Regions from separate parts of the Homo sapiens genome. Here region 2 is linked to region 1. The links are chromatin loops, found by intact Hi-C in ENCODE. Cell type or tissue: heart left ventricle. All regions are shown on one strand. Links, peaks and the distances in the headings refer to the core of each region. The heading gives the core; the rest is flanking DNA.

Region 1 (8,022 bases), core at 2,295-7,294:
GTACCCCTAGCTCAGCACTATCCAGACCTTCGCAGGGATTGTCTCCTTTGATTCTTGCAAGAATTCTCCAGGCACCTGTTACCAATGGGGAAACTGAGGCACGGGCAGTAATGCCATGAGTGGCAGGGCCGGTGTGGCCAGGAACAATGGTCTGGAGGAAGGAGGTTCGCTCTGAAGTTTGGAGGAGAATGCTTGTAAAACCTCTGTCCACCATACACTTTGGTAAAACGTCCTGGCCATCTCCATTCTCCATTCTCTCCTTTGATCCTCACAAGATCTCCGTGGGGTACGGGCTATGCCTGTCTTTACCTCACAGGTGAGGACTCTGAACTGACACACAGAGAGGGGAAGTGGCTTGTCTGGGGTCAGGCAGTAAGCAACTGTCTGGGCCAGGATTTGAACCAGGCTCAACTTCCACTTTCTGGGGAAAGGTCATTCCAGGCTAGCAGAGCACTCACTAACCGATTTACTGTGGGGTCCTGCTCACACCTCCTGGGTCCTACAGGGGCCCTGAGAGCCTGTGTAGAGGGCTGAGAGGAGTGGAAGGGAGGGCAACTTGGGCCAGGCAGGTGGACAGCTGGGGAGGAGACGGAAAAGGCCACTTCAAAATGCTAGAGTCACAGAGGCCAGAGGTTTTTGTCCTAGAGAGTGTCTTAAAGTTCAGCCAGGGCCGGGCGCGGTGGCTCACGCCTGTAATCCCAGCACTTTGTGAGGCCGAGGCGGGCAGATCACTTGAGGTCAGGTGTTTGAGGCCAGCCTGGCTAACATGGTGAAACCTCGACTCTACTAAAAATACAAAAATTAGCCAGGCACTGTGGTGCGCATCTGTAATCCAAGCTACTCGGGAGGCGAAGGCAGGAGAATCACTTGAACCCGGGAGGCAGAGGTTGCAGTGAGCTGAGATCGCGCCACTGCACTCCAGCCTGGGCTACAGAGCAAGACTCCATCTCAAAAAAAAAAAAAAAAAAAAAAAAAAAGGTCCAGCCAGCCCATTCTGCAGATGAGGCAAACTGAGGTAGCCCAGATACTTAGATTAGAAATCAGATCAGGACACAGCTGGCCTGCCTCGGAGCTCTAAAGTCCCAGGAGCTTCCAGGGGGTGAGGTCCAGAGGTGATTAAAGGGACACTGGGGGGCCAGAGGCCCAGAACCCATCCCAGCAGGCTGTGCCCTGGGGACAGAGGACTGTAGGGGTCTCTCCTGCCCTCCACCTCCACCCTCGCCCACCCCCCAGCACTCAGTAGTCACCAGGGTGGAATATTTTAGCACCTATAGAAAAACCGCCACAGACGGCCGTGGCAGCTGTTGCTAAGGAGACGCTCCCAAAATAGCCCCCCTCCGCCAACCTTTCCCGCTGCTGCTCCTGCTGTGGGGAGGGGAGGAGACCAGGCAGGGAGGGGGTGGCACATGAGTGTTCGCCCTAGGCTCACCCACCCACCCTGGCCCCTGGTGCCCACCCTGGCCCAAGACCTGGGCAGCCACAGGTCTGTGGAAGGGCAGGAGCTGTCCCATGCATGCCTGTGATCTCAGTCACAGTCCTCAGCTAGGGAAGAAGGTCACTCAGGTGATAGGAGAGGGGGGAGCAGAACCCCCGCACCCAAGACCCCCCAGCACACTCCCACACATACACAATTACAGGTTATCACAGTTCTCCACATCCACTGTACACACCACAAATACAGTCCCACGCATGCCCACCGAGGGGTACACACACATCAGCAAAGCTGCATCAGATGCACGGGTAAACGTCTGCCACAACTACACAACATCCACCTGCACACACACACCATGGAGCCGCAAAGACATGCTTTTATATCCACATATTCACACACCCATCCCAAATACACACGTACACCAATATATGCATGCCAGGCACACGGACACACACACACACCAGTGTACATATACCCTCACAGCACATGGACACACATATTCACAGATACACACAACTGTCCAAACACATGCCCAGCCTGTGGCATCTAAAGGGCAATCAGTTGTGTTACCCAGTAGACTCTGTCTGGGGTGCTGTGTCTTAGGGTTTCCAGAAATCCTTACTTAGTGGGGAACTTCTACAACCACAGGGCAGAGGGTAAGGAGGAGGTGGCAGGCAGGTGGATGAAGGGTTGTGTCTCTCTGAACCCCTTTAAGTCTGGGGACTAGATGATGACTGGTGCTCAGGAGAGCTGCCCTGGACCCACTTCTCGAAGGGGAAAGTGGAGTAGACTCTCACCCGCAGACTTGAAACTTCTGGGCACAGAGATTTCTGAGCCCCAGGGGCTGGGGCGATAAAGAGGACAAGATGGCAATTGGGTGGCAACTGTGATGGTCTGTGGCATGCGCAAGGCACGTTCCAGTTGGTGAGCCGCTTTCACACTCCATTATTTCACACGCTTGGTAACAGCTACTCTGAGATACTGGTGGAGGTGTCCCCATGTCTGAGTCTCAGAGAGGAGAGAGAACTCCACGACCACACAGTAAGTTACTAGCAGAGCTGGACCCATAACCCAAGGGGGTGCCAGCACCCAGCCCCAGTGCCTGGCACTTGGCTGCACTGCACGAACTTGGAAGGAGGCCACCGGGTGCAGGGCCTAGCTCTGCCCCTGATGAGCCCCGAGTTACTGGGGGGGCAGCCAGGCCCTCCATCTTCCCACCTGGAAAGCTGAGAATGAATCCCCAGGGGTGTTTTCAAGCAGCGGCTTGTGGCCACCGTCAGGGCTGGGGAGTGGTGTTTGCCGGAAGTCCTCGGAATGCCAGCGCAAGGACGAAGGGTGGCCCAGCCTCTCCCCTCCTCGTTTGGCCAGCCGCGGTCTCTCTCCAGCCTCGCTCTGTGACTCCTGAATCCGGGCTCCGGGTCTTCGTTCGCGCCTCGTCACTCTGGAGACGCTGCGAGCGGCTTGCGGTTGCCGTAGGAACCTCGCCAGGGCCTCCGCGAGGCGCACGACTCCGCGCGCTGAGAGCCGCGTTTTGGTCACCGAGAGACACCTGTCGCCAGCGGCGAGGGGTGGGGGCGTCGCGGCCCGGGTTATTATGCTTTTCTTTTTAATTGAGGTGTAACTTACAAATAGTACAGCGAACATCTTAAAAGTACAGCTCTGCGGGGCGCGGTGGCGCACGCCTGTAATCCAGCACTTTGGGAGGCCGAGGCGGGAGGCTCACTTGAGCCCAGGAGTTCGAGACCAGCCTGGGCAACATAGCGAGACCCTGTCTTTTAGAAAAAAATAACAGTGTAATGGCGTGCACCTGTAGTCCCAGCTACTCGGGAGGCCGAGCCGGGAGAATGGCTTGAGCCCAGGAGTTCGAGGCTGCAGTGAGCTATCATTCCTGTCACTGCACTCCTCCTCCAGCCTGAGCAACAAGGCGAGACCCTGTCTCTTAAAAAGAAAAAAAAAGGTACAGCTCGATTAATTTTTCAGACATACTCATAAAACTCGTGTTACCACCACCATGATCAAGACACAGAAGACTTCCAGGCCCTAGAAGTCTCACATCTTCAGGAATAAACCAGTGAGGGAGAGGTCACCATCTGAAACCCTGGAGTTGTCTGTTTTTGCCCCTCTCTGCTCTGGCAGACCCTCTTTGGGCCTCAGTTGCCTGTGAAGGGAAGCAAGGAGCTGAGGTGACGTGCATTGCGTGGTTTATATCTTGCAAATCGCTTTAGATATTTAGCTAACTTTAACCCGGATAACTATTGTATGAGGTCGGTACTTGGTTTATACCCAGGTTAATGATGTGAACACTATAACTTGGAGAGATTAGCTAGTCTAAATTCAGATAGCTCTTAGGTGGTGGAGTTTGAGGGCCTAACTCATCTGTCTAACCTTAATGCTCATCTTTTCCTTCTTCCCTTCCTTGGCCTCTACAGGCCGGGCGCGGTGGCTCACGCCTGTAATCCCAGCACTTTGGGAGGCCGAGGCAGGTGGATCACCTGATGTAAGGACTTAAGAGACCCGCCTGACCAACATGGTGAAACCCTGTCTCTACTAAAAATCCAAAAATTAGCCGGGCGTGGTGGCAGGCGCCTGTAATCCCAGCTACTCCGGAGGCTGAGGCAGGAGAATCGCTTGAACCCGGGAGGTGGAGGTTGCAGTAAACTGAGATCGCACCACTGCACTCCAGCCTGGGTGAGAGAGTGAGACTCCGTCTGAAAATAATAATAATAATAAATAATAATGAATGGTACAAGTAAAAGGCACTGAGGGGCGGGGGGGCAGGCCACGTCTTATCTCCTCGCCTTTGTGCAATTAGTACCTTCTACTGGGGACTCTCTTCTCTTCCCCAAGGTTTTGTCTCCGAGGCAAGCTCCTACACACCCTCCAAAGCCCACTAGAGCATCATTTGCCCTAAAGCCTTCTTTAAGAGCAGTCCTCCCAGGGACTCCCTCCAACAGACAGTGATTGCCATTTTTCCTCTGTGCGGTCCAGTCCGTGCACAGGCACCCACCTCCCACAGCACCAGAAAGGCCCCTGGAGGCTGCACCTAAGTTCAACCCTCAAGGCGCCTGGTGCCCAGCTGGTCTTCAGTAAATGTGTTTGTAACTAAAACGGGAAGAGAGGTTTTGAACCTTGGTGTTTATAACCTTGGTGTGTCAGTAAAATGCGGCCCGCTGCCCCTGCCTCCTGTCACTCAAAATATATTGAGCTGGGGAAAGAGCTTCCCGAACACCTGGGGTGGAACCGCAGGGAGAGGAAGGCTGGGCCCACCCCGCACTCGGTTAGGAAATGGACTCGTCCGCGCCTCCGGGCGGGCGGGACCTCAGGGGCTGCCTGGGAAGAGGTCATTCCTTCCACGGGGGAGCGTCCACTCGCCTAGGCCAGAGGAAGACTTGGCGGCCTAGAGGAAGCTCTAGGGAGCCCCGGAAGCCCGGGACATAGCTTTCCTTCCAGGCCCCTGCCCGGTGAGAGACAGCCAATTAAGTGGAGTGATTTTCACTTTACACCCCTATTTCCTTCCACACAGAATTGGAGGCAGTTTGCAGGATATTCCAAACAGTGGTGAAATATAAGAAAGGGCTAGGACCAGAAAAAGAGAGCGAGCGAGAGAGATTATATATACCTATTTTTAAAAAATAATTGAGCAAGTCCCCCATTCTCTCTTCCATAAATCTGACTTTGAACGTAGAATTTGCTTTGTTAAGTGAGAAGAAAACAGTCCTTGCCCTTTGAGCTAAAGGAAATTTCCCTCTTTGCTTTCCCCTGCAGCAGGCACATTTTTGAGTGTTGGGAAATTGAGGCTCAGAGACGTGAGGGACTTGCTGGAATCCACCCAGCAGCAGGGACAGATCGTGAATGACCATGCAGGTGGCCAGAGTGCTGGCAGGGGCTAGAGCCAAATGTTTTCCGTGAGTAAAGGGTTTCCCCTTTTCTCCATGGGGAGCTTTGAAAGTCTCCACCTGGGAGCCTAGTGGGCACAAAAGAGGTGGGGCTAATTACTGTGGACAGAGCCTTAGGACTTTGGGGAGAGGAGAGCCATGTGACTGACCTTGGGGAGCAAGAGACAAATTTGAGCCCCGATTTCCTCATCTGTAAAATAAGGACATAGTATCCATTTCATAGGGACATCAGGAAAACTGGATGCAAAGAGCAATGGCTAAGCACCTGCAATACTTCATTTCTTTTTGAGACAGGGTCTCACTGTCACCCACGCCCAGTTTCAAGTAGAGTAGCGCAATCTCAGTTCACTGCAACCTTGACCTCCCAGGCTCAGGTGATCCTCCCAACTCAGCCTCTCAAGAAGCTGTAACTATAGGCACGTGCTACCACGCCTGGCTAATTTGTGTGTGTGTTTTTTTTTTTTTTTTTTTTGAGACGGAGTCTCACTCTGTCACCCAGGCTGGAGTGCAGTGGCCTGGTGTTGGCTCACTGCAACCTCTGCCTCCTGGGTTCAAGCGATTCTCCTGCCTCAGCCTCCCAAGTAGCTTGGATTACAGGCGCTCGCCACTAATCCGGCTAATCTTTGTATTTTTAGTAGAGACGGGGTTTCACCATATTGGTCAGGCTGGTCTCGAACTCCTGACCTCAGGTGATCCGCCCACCTCAGCCTCCCAAAGTGCTGAGATTACAGGCGTGAGCCACTGTGCCTGGCCATAATTTTTGTCTTTTTTTTTTTTTTTTTTTTGTAGCAATAGAGTTTCACCAGGTCGCCCAGGTTTGTCTCAAACTCCTGGGCTCAAGAGATTTGCCCACCTGGCCTCCCAAAGTGCTGAGGTTACAGGCATGAGCCACTGCGCCTGGCCTCTTTTTAGTTTTTTCTTTTTGAGACAAGGTCTCACTCTGTCACTTAGTTTGGAATACAGTGATGTAATCATAGCTCACTGCCGCGTTCAACTCCTGGGCTCAAGCGATCCTCCTGCTTCAGCGTCTCAAGTAGCTGGAGCCACAGGTTTGTCACCATGCCCGGCTAATCTTTTTTTTATTTTCTGTTTTCTTAATTTTTTGTAGAGACAAGTCTTGCTGTGTTGCCTTGACTGGTCTTGTACTCCTGGCCTCAAGTGATCCCCCTGCCTCTGCCTCCCAAAGTGCTGGGATTACAGGTGTGAACCACCGTGACTGGCCTACATCTGTCTTTATTTTTCCCATTTATCAGATGAGAAAGCTGAGGCCCAGAGAGGGGACGTGGCAGGCTCAAGGCCACAGTGGCAGGCCTGGGACAAGGTCTAGCCCCTGGAGCCATTCAGCTTGGGTTCCTTCCCCTCCAGCACCACGGTCCCTCCTCAGACTCTCCCTGGCCTTGGCCAGTTTCCCTGTGGTCTTGAGGAAATAAAGGGAAGGGGAGGATCCAGCCTCATTCCAGCCCCACGTCCCCCCCAACACACACAGTGGGGGCTGCTTCCCAGGAGGACAGATGTTTTCACCAAATGGCACTTGCACGTGCTTTTCTCTGGCTTGGGGAGGAGGTGGGCGCTGAGAAGGAAATGCCAGCTGGTTGGGCAGAGACAACCGCAGCCACACCTGAGGGATTTAAATAGCCTCCGCCTTCTCTGGGCACCGGCTGAGGAGGAGGCATCTGGGCAGGGTTGGAGGGGAGCGGGGAACAGAAGGGCCATTCGGAACCTGCCGCAGCTCAGGGATGAGCGCCTGGCTCCTCCTCCCAGAGGGACCTGGTCTAGGCACCTCACCTCCCTGGACCTCGAGGTTCATCCCCTGCAAAGCGAGGCTCTGAAGGCCGCTGAACCACGTGCCTGTTGATGGAAAGAACCTGAGTAACAGGCCTGACCCATGCCTGGCACCCAGATGCTCAGTACTTGACGGCTATTGGGGTCACCACCTCCCTGCCAGGGCAGGAGGGCCTGCTGCTGAGTCTCTGACAAATGAGCGTCCACCGGCCGCTCACCCACCTCTCGCGACAGGGTGCTCATCACCTGCCATGGCAACCCACAGTGTAAGGGAATGATTTCATGGTAGACCGTGTGTTGGAATCTGGGCTACAGGACTGCTTGGTGTCTGTGTGACCTCAAGCAAGTTATTTAGCCTCCCTGCCTCGCTTTCCCCATGTGTGAAATGAGAATGAGGCCACTGCTTCCTCACAGTGCTGTTTAGATGAGTGCCTTTGGAACTTTACAGTTAAACACGATCCCCAGGGGATTCGTGTGCACATCGGAGTCTGATTCACCCGGGAATGCCTGGGGAGGGGCTGAGATTCTGCATTCCCAACAAGCGGTAGCAATGCTGCTGGTCTTTGGACTGCGTTTGGGGTCTCAAAGGACTGCCTTGGCTGGGCGCGGTGGTTCACGCCTGTAATCCCCGCACTTTGGGAGGCTGAGGCAGGCAAATCATCTGAGGTCAGGAGTTCGAGACCAGCCTGGCCAACATGGTGAAACCCCATCTCTACTAAGAATACAAAAATTAGCCTGGCGTGGTGGCGGGCGCCTGTAATCCCAGCTACTTGGGAGGCTGAGGCATGAGAATCGCCTGAACCAGGGAGGCAGAGATTGCAGTGAGCAGAGATTGTGCCACTGCACCCCAGCCTGGGCCACAGAGCGAGACTCTGTCTCAAAAAAAAAAGGACTGCCTTTCCCTGGGAGGAA
Region 2 (11,144 bases), core at 2,922-7,921, 50 kb before region 1:
TTTAATGAAATTATATAGATAATGATCTTTAGAAATACATCTTGGATATAACAAGTGTTGGAGAGGACGTGAAGAAAAGGGAATCCTTGCATATGGTTGGTGGGAATGTAAATTAGTATAGCCATTATGGAAAACAGTATGGAGGTTCCTCAAAAACAAAATAAAAATAGAACTACCATATGATCCAGCAATCCCACTACTGGGTGTGTATCCAAAGGAAATGAAATCAGTATGTCAAAAAGACATCTGCACCCCATGCTCATTGCAGTTTTATTCACAATAGCCAAGCTGTGGAAACAACTGAAAATGTCCATCGGTGGATGAATGGATCAAGGAAATGTGGTATATATACACCATGGAATACTATTCAGCCTAAAAAAAGAGACAGTCCTGTCACTGTCAGCACCGTGAACGAACCTAGAGGACATTATGTTAAGCGCAATAACACAGGCACAGAAAGACAAGTACGCGTGATTTCACTTAAACTATGGAATCTAAACAAGTTGAACTCAGCCGGGCACAGTGGCTCTCACCTGTAATCCCAGCACTTTGGGAGGCCGAGGCAGGCAGATCACCTGAGGTCAGGAGTTTGAGACCAGCCTGACCAACATGGAGAAACCCTGTCTCTACCAAAAATACAAAAAATTAGCTGGGTGTGGTGGTGCACGCCTGTAATCCCAGCTACTCAGGAGGCTGAGGCGGGAGAATCACTTGAACCCGGGAGGCAGAGGTTGCAGTGAGCCGAGATGGCGCCATTGCACTCCAGCCTGGGTAACAAGAGCGAAACTCCGTCTCAAAAAAAAAAGTTGGACTCACAGAAGCAGAGAGGAGAACGGTGGTTGTGCTGAGGCTGGCAGAGGGAGTGGGGGTGTTGGGAGATGTTGGTCAAAGGATACAAAATTTCAGTTAGATGGGAGGAATAAGTACAAGAGATCCATTGTACATGGTGACCACAGTTAATAACAATGTATTGTATTCTTGAAAATTGCTGAGAGTACATTTTAAGTGTTCTCACCATAAAACAATAAGTATGTGGTGACACCTACATTACTTAGCTTGATTTAGCCATTCCACAGTGCATACATAATTCAAAACAACATGTTGTGTACAATAACTACAATTTTTATGTTAATTTTTAAAATAAAAAATTTTAATGATTTTAAAAATAAGTATATAAAATATATTTTATTTTATTATTATACTATATGTTAATTTCCTTGTGTATATATAGCTCTCAAACTCTGGAGCTCAAGCAGTCCTCCTCCTCAACCTAAAGTACTGGGATTACAGGCCTGAGCCACTGCACCTGGCCTACAGTTATTATTATTATTATTATTATTTCTTTTTTCAGTATTTATTGATCATTCTTGGGTGTTTCTCGCAGAGGGGGATTTGGCAGGGTCATAGGACAATAGTGGAGGGAAGGTCAGCAGATAAACATGTGAACAAGGGTCTCTGGTTTTCCTAGACAGAGGACCCTTTGGCCTTCCGCAGTGTTTGTGTCCCTGGGTACTTGAGATTAGGGAGTGGTGATGACTCTTAACGAGCATGCTGCCTTCAAGCATCTGTTTAACAAAGCACATCGTGCACCGCCCTTAATCCATTTAACCCTGAGTGGACACAGCACATGTTTCAGAGAGCACGGGGTTGGGGGTAAGGTTATAGATCAACAGCATCCCAAGGCAGAAGAATTTTTCTTAGTACAGAACAAAATGGAGTCTCCCATGTCTACTTCTTTCTACACAGACACAGTAACAATCTGATCTCTCTTTCTTTTCCCCACATTTCCCCCTTTTCTATTCGACAAAACCGCCATCGTCATCATGGCCCGTTCTCAATGAGCTGTTGGGTACACCTCCCAGACGCGGTGGCGGCCGGGCAGAGGGGCTCCTCACTTCCCAGACGGGGCGGCCGGGCAGAGGCGCCCCTCACCTCCCAAACGGGGCAGTGGCCGGGCGGAGGCGCCCCCCACCTCCCTCCCGGACGGGGCGGCTGGCCGGACGGGGGCTGACCCCCCACCTCCCTCCCGGACGGGGCGGCTGCCGGGCAGAGACGCTCCTCACCTCCCAGATGGGGTGGCAGTCGGGCAGAGACACTCCTCAGTTCCCAGACGGGGTCGCGGCCGGGCAGAGGCGCTCCTCACATCCCAGACGGGGCAGCGGGGCAGAGGAGCTCCTCACATCCCACACAATGGGCGGCCAGGCAGAGACGCTCCTCACTTCCCAGACGGGGTGGCGGCCGGGCAGAGGCTGCAATCTCGGCACTTTGGGAGGCCAAGGCAGGCGGCTGGGAGGTGGAGGTTGTAGCGAGCCGAGATCACGCCACTGCACTCCAGCCTGGGCAACATTGAGCACTGAGTGAGCGAGACTCCGTCTGCAATCCCGGCACCTCGGGAGGCCGAGGCAGGCAGATCACTCGCGGTCAGGAGCTGGAGACCAGCCCGGCCAACGCGGTGAAACCCCGTCTCCACCAAAAAATGCAAAAACCAGTCAGGTGTGGCAGCGCGTGCCTGCAATCCCAGGCACTCTGCAGGCTGAGGCAGGAGAATCAGGCAGGGAGGTTGCAGTGAGCCGAGATGGCGGCAGTACAGTCCAGCCTCGGCTTTCACAACTTTGGTGGCATCAGAGGGAGACCGGGGAGAAGGGGAGGGGGAGGGAGAGGGACCAGTTATTATTTTTTAAAATGTCTTCTCGGCCAAGCACGGTGGCTCAAGTCTGTAATCCCAGCACTTTGGGAGGCCGAGACAGGTGGATTGCTTGAGCCTTGGGAGTTTGAGACCAGCCTGGGCAACATAGCAAGACTCTGTCTCTACAAAAAAATACAAAAATTAACTGTGTGTGGTGGTGTGTGCCTGCAGTCCCAGCTACTCTGGAGGCTGAGGTGGGAGGATCATCTGAGCCCAGGGAGGTTGAGGCTGCAGTGAGCCGTGATTGGACAACTGCACTCTGGTCTGGGTGACAGAGTGAGACCCAGTCTCAAAAAAAAAAAAAAAAGTCTTCTCTCCCCTACTTACCTACTATGAGTATAGATGAGGCAATTTACTTGACAAATATTTAATGAGCACCCCACTATGTGCTGGGCCCCATGCCAGATCCTGAGAAATATAACGGTGAACAGGCCCGACATATTCCTGGAGCTTCAATCTGAGATTTGGTAGTTTGCAGAATCCTGAAGAGAGCTTATTAAAATGCAGGTCCCAGGACCCATCTCACACAGGATGTCAGGGGTGTGAGGTGGGGACCAGGAGTGGGCACCTTTTGCCAATTGAGTCTAGCCCTGTCCTACAATATGTAAGCCACAAAATGATCCACATCACATCAATTTAAATTTTCCAGCAATTACATTAAAAAGTAAAAAGAAGGCCGGGCATGGTGGCTCGGCTCACGCCTGTAATCCCAGCACTTTGGGAGGCTGAGGCAGGCAGATCACCTGAGGTCGGGAGTTCGAGACCAGCCTGACCAACATGGAGAAACCCTGTCTCTACTAAAAATACAAAAATTAGCTGGACGTGGTGGTGCATGCCTGTAATCCCAGCTACTCGGGAGGCTGAAGCAGGAGAATCACTTGAACCCGGGAGGCAGAAGTTGCAGTGAGCGCTATTGCACTCCAGCCTGGGCAATAAGAGAGAAACTCCGTCTCAAAAAAAAAAAAAAAAAAAAAGTAAAAAGAAGGCTAGACACGGAGGCTCATGCCTGTAATCCCAGCACTTCGGGAGGTCAAGGCAGGAGGATCGCTTGAGGCCAGGAGTTGGAGACTAGCCTGGCCAACATGGTGAAACTCGTCTCTACTAAAAATACAAAAAATTAGCCAGGCGTGGTGGTGGGTGCCTGTAATCCCAGCTACTCAGGAGGCTGAGGGAGGAGAATGGCTTGAACCTGGGAGGCCGAGGTTGCAGTGAGCAGAGATCGCGCCACTGCACTCCAGCCTGGGCTACAGAGAGACTTCATCTAAAACAAAAAACAAAAAACAAAAAACGATAATTTAAAGATAGTTTGCAATCTTTCTTTCTTTCTCTTTTTTTTTTTTTTTTTTTGAGGCAGTCTCGCTCTGTTGCCAGGCTGGAGTGCAATGGCGCGATCTTGGGTCACTGCAACCTCCGCCTCCCGGGTTCAAGCGATTCTCCTGCCTCAGGCTCCCAAGTAGCTGAGATTACAGGCGCCCGCCACTGCGCCCGGCTAATTTTTGTATTTTAGTAGAGACGGGGTTTCACTATGTTGGTCAGGCTGGTCTCGAACTCCTGACCTCAGGTGATCCGCCCACCTCAGCCTCCCAAAGTGCTGAGATTACAGGCGTGAGCCACCACGCCCGGCCTGCAATCTTTCTTACTACAAAGTCTTTGAAATCCGGTGTGTATCTTACATTCACAGCACACCTCAGTTACACCAGCCACATTTCAAGTGCGCAGTGTGACTCGGGGCTACTGTGTTGGACAGCGCAGCCCGGAGGCTGATCCGGGTAGCCCGGGGGCCACGCTGGGAGCAGCGCAGGGCTGGATCGTGTCTGTGAAACTCACTTTGCAGACTCCGGTGCTCCAAACAAAATGAGGGAACAAAGTCATACCCGGACTCCAATTCTGCCTCCCACTCCTGGCTGTCTGCCCCAAGGTCCTTCCGCCCCGTCCTGGCCACGTGACCTTGGGAGTCCCTTCGCCTCCAGAGCCTTGACCTGTACACCTGAGAAATGGGCGTGGTGACTCCTGCTGGCAGCAGCAGTGGTGCGCGTGGGGACACGCGTGCGGGGAGTCAGGCGCCCCCGGGTGCTCGCGGCAGGAAGGAGTGAAGCCTGCGGGCGGGTGTGGGGGCAAGAACTGAAGCCGGGGGAACCAGACGGGCTCCGGGTGCGGGGGCTCCGCTGGGGCCACGCCAGTCCGCCTGCAGCAGCCGGCAGCTCCGGAGGCGGCCACCGGGCGGCGCTGTGGAGCAGGGACCCCGGGGCCCGCAGGGGCCCGCGGAGGAGTGAGAATAATTAGTAACAGCCCCTGTCTGGGGTGCACTTCCCGGGGGAGGGGAGAATGAGGTCACTCTGGTCCTTCTGTGACAGGAGGGAAAACAGGCGAAGAAGCCCATCCCCCCAACCAACCCCCCCTAATTCAAGTCGGCCAACACTGCGGCCATGGGAGGATCCGGGTTTGGAGTCGGGGGCTCTGGGTGAGGTCCTGATTCTGACCTCTGAGGGACCTCGGGCTGCTCGGCCTGGTCTCCCACCTGTAGACGGGGACACCTGTGCCTCCCTGCAGATGCCGGCTGCAAAGGGGCGTTGCCAACTGTCTGGTGCCGAGCCAGAGTCAGTGCGTGCCTGGGATTGAGAGGCGAACTTTGAGAGATGAGGATAAAAATAACAGCTGCCGATGCTGAGCTAAATGCCTACTCTTCTTTATACTCTCTTAACAGCCGGTGAGGTTGGTATGACTGTTGCCCCCATCTGACAGATGGGGTAGCTGGGCCTCCAAGGTCTGGTGTGGCCTTACCTGGCCCAGCAGAGCGGGACCCTGATTCCAGGGTTCTGTGCTGCCTTGTGACCAGACCTTGGCTTAGACGGGTTCGGATGAACCTTCTCCTGCACACACCCCCACCCATGGCTTTTTCCTCCCTCCCCTCCTGGGCTCTCAGACCCTCTGGCCTTCCCTCCCCTCCCCAAAGGCTGCCAGGGCCCACAGCCAGGACCCCCAGTCTCCCCATTAAGATCAGAAGCCTCTCCATGCCCACAGCTCAGGCCTAGCCAGTGAGAGTGGTCCTCTGGCCGTAATAGTGGTTTCAAGACAGGCATGGGACTCAAGCCTGGCCAGTGTGGCTGGATGTTGGGACTCTGGCACCTAGAGCAGTTGGGAAACCTGCCTGGAGGCCTAGGGGCTGGGAGCCTGGAGCCCGGAGGCCTTGGGAGATTTGCTTGAGTCTTGTCTTCACCTTCTATTTTGTATTTTTCTAGAGAGACAGGGTCTCACTATGTTGTCCAGGTTGGTGGGCAGTGGCTATTCACGGGGCAATCAGACTCGAACTCCTGGCTCAAGCCATCCTTCCACCTCAGCCTCCTGAGTAGCTGGGACTACAGGTGTGCACCACTGCGCCCCACTTGGCTTCCCCTTTAATGGAGGAGCTGCTGACTATGGTCTTGTGCTCTGGAATGCAGCCAAAGCACCTCCAGCTTTCCACCTGCCCGCAACCCCAGTTCTGTGCCCACAGTCTGCCTCCCACCCTCCCGTCCATCTGCACCCCGTCCCCACATTGACTCACCAAATCTAGAGTCTGATCATTGGAGGGTCCCTCGCAACCCCTTGCCTCCTCCAGAAAGAAAGGCTTGGCTCCACTCTCTTTTTTATTTTTTGAGATGGAGTCTCGCTCTGTCTCCCAGGCTGGAGTGCAGTGGCGCGATCTCAGCTCACTGCAGGCTCTGCCTCCCAGGTTCACACCATTCTCCTGCCTCAACCTCCCGAGTAGCTGGGACTATAGGCACCCGCCACCACGCCCGGCTAATTTTTTGTATTTTTAGTAGAGACAACGTTTCACCATGTTAGACAGGATGGTCTCGATCTCCTGACCTTGTGATCTGCCTCCCAAAGTGCTGGGATTACAAACCTGAACCACCATGCCCGGCCTGCCTTTGTTTTTTATCTGTAAAATGTGGCAAAGGGCTGAAAGCCCCCTAGCTCCTCTGGAAGCCAGAAACACCCTGCCCGATGATGGCAGCCCCCTTTTTAATTTAATTTATTTATTTTGAGATGGTGTCTCATTCTGTCGCCCAGGCTGGAGTGCAATGGAGTAATCTCAGCTCACTGCAACCTCTGCCTCTTGGATTCAAGTGATTCTTGTGCCTCAGCCTTCTGAGTAGCTGGGATTACAGGTGCCCGCCACCACGCCCAGCTAAGTTTTGTATTTTTAGTAGAGACAGTGTTTGAGGCCAGGCTGGTCTCAAACACCTGACCTTAGGTGATCCGCTTGCCTTAGCCTCCCAAAGTGCTATGGGATTACAGGTGTAAGCCACCATGCCCGGCCCAGCCCCCTCTTTTATAAGGGGACTTTGTATATGCTGTCCCTCTGCTTGGACGTCCTTCCTTAGTGTCCCTAGAGGGGGTAAGAGCATGACTGGACGCAGGCAATCTGCAATCCAGTCCCAGCTGGAGACAACAAAGGGCGCTCTGGGCTGGGGGCACTGCAGGTGCGAGGCCTCTGGAGCGGGAAGGCATAGGTAGCTCGGGGGGAAGGTTCTGTGGGGTTGGACGAATATATTTTATGGCTCAAGTTCTAATTCAGCAGCCCTGTCTCCCTCCTGCCCCTGGGAGAACTTCTGCTTTCCCTGGAATGGGGCTGTGGAAGGACAGACTGGTCCGTGGGTCCGGGTGACCTAATTTGAATAATGCGAACGGGAATGCTGAGATTCTGATATGCACGATGGTCTTGGGGCCTATGGGTCGGGGGGAATGAAGACCCTGGATTGGAATTGGAATTGGAACCCAACCAGGAGGAACAGGCAGCCCAGGGGTTTGGTGGAGGGTTTTGGGTGACAGGGACGTTACCAGGAGGCAGGAGAGGCCCAAGCACACCACTTGGCAGTGCCTGGCAGAGCAGGGCAGGGCGCGGGAGGGCGGGTGACAGTGGCTGGTACAGGTTTCAGCAGTGAACACCTCCCGCTGCACTCTGGGCCTCCCCATGGAGGAGCTGGAAGCTAAAATAGGACTCTATTTTGGGGGCCTGAGGCGAACTGGAGTCACTTCCCTGCCAGAAGTGAGAAGTTGCTTCAGCCTCTACCAGGGCAGGCCCTCCCCTATGCCGGAGTGGCAGGGGGTGGGCCTTATGGGTGCGGCCTGAGGCAGAGGGTGCGGGCCAAGGAGTGGGAGAGGACCGTGGCTGCTGAGGGGCTGAGGGGCTGGGGGCCTGGCCCACAGACATCATCTCCCTCCGTCCTCAGGGCAGCGGTGTGAGGTGGGAGCTGGGGCTTCCCCATGTTACAGATGAGGCTCAGAGAGGCCAAGTCACCTCTCCAAGGTCAATCAGTAGCAAGGGGCAGAGCCAGGATTTGGCCAGGTCTGGATGACGCCTGAGATGTAATCCCAACCCCAGCAGTGGGCGTGAGCGGGACCTCCACAGGCAGAAGGAGCAGCTGTTTCCTGACCACCTGCCGGGTGCCTGGCCCTCTGCACGCGCGATGGCTCAGTGAGGCCCTGTGTCCCGCCCCACAGGAGGCTGCAGCCTCGCCCCTTCTCACAGACAGGCCTGAAGCCAAGAAGGCAGGCCTGGGAAGCTCCAGCCTCAGGTGAGCGTCTGAGTTACTGCCCAAACGCAGGCAAACCCCTTTCCTGTCTGGGCCTCAGTGTCCCCATCCGTACTTCCAGGAGATCGGGCCACAGTCCCAAAAGACCCATCCAACTTTTCTTTTTTTTTTTTTTTTTGAGATGGGGCCGCTCGCTCTGTCACCCAGGCTGGAGTGCAGTAGCGCGATCTTGGCTCACTGCAACCTCTGCCTCCCAGGCTCAAGCGATTCTCTTGCCTCAGCCTCCCAAGTAGCTGGGATTACAGGCGCCCACCACCATGCCCAGCTAATTTTTGTATTTTTAGTAGAGACAGGATTTCACCATGTTGGCCAGGCTGGTCTCAAACTCCTGACCTAAGGTGATTCACCCGCCTCGGTGGCCCAAAGTGCTGGGATTACAGGCGTGAGTGAGCCACCGTGCCTGGCCAAGGCCCATCCAACTCTGATGTTTATAACATGTCCCACGGGGAGGCTGGCAGAGAGCTGGGCTGGGAGGCAGCTGCAATGACCCGGGGCTTTCGAAGCCTGCCTTCCCCAGCAAACCCATTCTCCAGGTCTCTCAGTGAGGCCCACCTGCGGCCGGGGGAAGAGGAGGAGTGTCTTTCCTGATGCAGACCCCGCTCCATGCTGCAGTGGATCCACGTGCACGATGCCATGTAGTTGCAGGTTGTCACCCCTGTGAGAGAGGGACTGTTGTTATGGCCTCTTTTTTATAGTTGAAGCCCAGGGCCAGGAAGTCCCTGGGCCCAGGACCACCCGAGAGGGAGGTCATGGTTGGGCCCCTCACCCAGGCTGCGGGCTCCAGGCCCCACCCTTCTGCCGCCACCTTCATGATGCCACAAAGTCGAAGTCTGATTTCATTACCCCCCTGACCCCAAGCTGGTCTTTGGCTGCCAGGAGGTGGCAAGGCCATTTGCGGCCCCCTCCGCACCCAGTCCTTCCCTGCAGTGACTGGGCTGTGAATAGCCTGGCCCATCCTCTCCACGGCCCCACCTTTGCCGTCCCCATGCTCAATTGCCCATATCCTCCCTCCTCTCACCTGCCATTTCCCAGTCATTCCATTGTCTCGCGCTCTCCTGCCCACTGAGGTGCCTCTGGCAGCTTCCCAGGTCCTCCCTGACTGGTTTTGGAACCCCAAAAGTGGCCCCCCTATTCCTGCTGCCCCATTCAATGTCCCACAGCAGCCCCAGACACCTGGAGACTGGCAGAGGCTGCGAGAAGGCTGGCCCCGTCCAGGCTGCCACTCTGCCCACCCGGGCCTGCTGGCTTCCCATCCCTGCCCAGCCCCTGCTCCAGGCCACTCAGCTGCCACGTGCAGCTCCTGAATGCCACCTCCGTCACCCACTCCTCTGCTCCCAGCCTGCCCAGAGCTCCCCACTGCCTACAGGAAAAGGTCCCAGGTCATTAGTGTGTCGTCCTCACCTGCTCACCTGGCCCAGCCCCCAGTACGGCCCCACCCATGCCATGCACCCCCCTTCAGCCTCACTCGCCTCCCCGCCAACCTCTGCCAGGGTACAGAGGCTGAAGAGTCTTCAACCTTAAGGCCAGAAAGCCTTGGGCAAGACGTGTCACCCCTCAGAGCCTCCTCATCTGTACAATGGGGGAATCACAGAACCCCCCTCACAGGGCAGATGGGGGGTGTCAAATGGGAAATCAGAGAGTAAGGGGCTCCATCACCTGGAAAGTGCACCATTCACTGTGACCCTTACCGTAGGGGATTGCTCAGATTCCCCTCCAGCGGTGATAAGAGACTGGGGGTGGGCCTGACAGGGTAGGAGTCAGGGGCGGTGGAGGAGATCTCACAGCCAGGACAGAGTCGCCGCCTGCTCCAGCCCACAGGGCAGACATCGGGGTCCCCATCTGCAGAGAAGAAGATAGGAGGCTTGGGGCACACAGCTGCCAAGCGGAACTGGCATTGGCAACAGGCCTGTCCTTTGCCCCCAACACGCACGCAGCGGGGCTTCTCTGTCCCCTCCAGCCTCTGGGTTTTCTTCATCTCCTTTTTTTTTTTTTTTTTTTTTTTGAGATGGAGTCTCACTGTGTTGCCCAGGCTGGAGTGCAGTGGTGCCATCTTGGCTCACTGCAACCTCTGCCTCCCAGGTTCAAGCAATTCTTCTGCCTTAGCCTCCCAAGTAGCTGGAATTATAGCCACCACACCTGGCTAATTTTTTGTATTTTTAGTACAGACGGGGTTTCACCATGTTGGCCAGGCTGGTTTCAAACTCCTGACCTCAGGTGATCCACCCACCTCGGCCTCCCAAAGTGCTGGGATTACAGGTGTGAGCCACCGTGCCTGGCCTTCATCTCCCCGATTTGGGTTCCAGCCGCTGCTGTAGTTGCTGGGCTGTCTTGGTCTCTGTATCTCCTTAGCCTCCTCTGGCTTTTCCGTGCAGCTCCCGCACCGCTCAGCGCCCCCGGCCTTCTCCCGGGGCCATCCCTTCTTTGGCCCTAGCTCCTTTTCTCTAATGCCCACCTTCCTCTCTGCCTGGCTGCATGCGGGCCTAGGGTTTTGCCATCCTGGGGTCCCTGAGCACCCAGCTGCTTCCCCACAGACATGCCAGTCCTTGTAGTGGGTGGGAGGCTGTCACTTCCCCTCCGTCTGTGCCCCGACACCTGTTGCTGTCCACCTGTGACTCAGTGTGGTGTCTCCGGACCCACAAGCCGGTGCCTCCTCTGCTGGAGCTCCGCTTGATCTGTTTTGCGTTCTCTTCTGCCTCCCTCGGGCTCACTCTTGGCCCCTGGGCCTCAGTAGGCCTCCCTCTCTCAGCCCTTGTCTCTCTGTCATTTTTTGTCTCTGACTCTCTCAGTGTCTCTTTCTGTGTTTCTCCTCTCTCTCCCCATCTCTGTCACAACCTATCCCTGTCACCTCCTCCCACATCAGTGTGTAATATCCCTTCCAT

What was found. A loop is a pair of places that touch in the nucleus more often than their neighbours do. Peaks named below come from ENCODE experiments on the same cell type or tissue, not always from the same donor. Only the 100,000 strongest peaks of a DNase experiment are listed, where the experiment ranks them.
Region 2: a loop joins it to region 1, with 3 times the contacts of the local background. A loop is called at or near these places in 17 of 110 quality-filtered maps.

Annotation. Positions count from the first base shown.
Region 1 is chr22:38,458,837-38,466,858 of GRCh38, forward strand. LOC124905116 (a long non-coding RNA gene) reads right to left here and starts at 2,832. Exons shown (of 2, transcript XR_007068096.1): 1 at 2,651-2,832. RefSeq lists enhancers at 2,571-3,071, 4,642-5,141, 6,568-7,069. In heart left ventricle, for the core only: a CTCF peak has its summit at 4,782; DNase peaks (open chromatin) are centred at 2,865, 4,755 and 7,275; H3K4me3 peaks cover 1,402 bases; H3K27ac peaks cover 1,584 bases.
Region 2 is chr22:38,408,063-38,419,206 of GRCh38, forward strand. LOC105373030 (a long non-coding RNA gene) reads right to left here. Exons shown (of 5, transcript XR_938254.4): 3 at 9,954-10,104; 4 at 8,818-8,920; 5 at 2,294-2,336. Among named protein-coding and RNA genes, the nearest start is that of TPTEP2-CSNK1E, 15 kb to the left of the region's middle. RefSeq lists a silencer at 4,795-4,994 and an enhancer at 9,494-9,993. In heart left ventricle, for the core only: CTCF peaks have their summits at 4,907 (motif pointing right) and 7,100; DNase peaks (open chromatin) are centred at 4,819, 5,254 and 7,579; H3K4me3 peaks cover 727 bases; H3K27ac peaks cover 2,121 bases.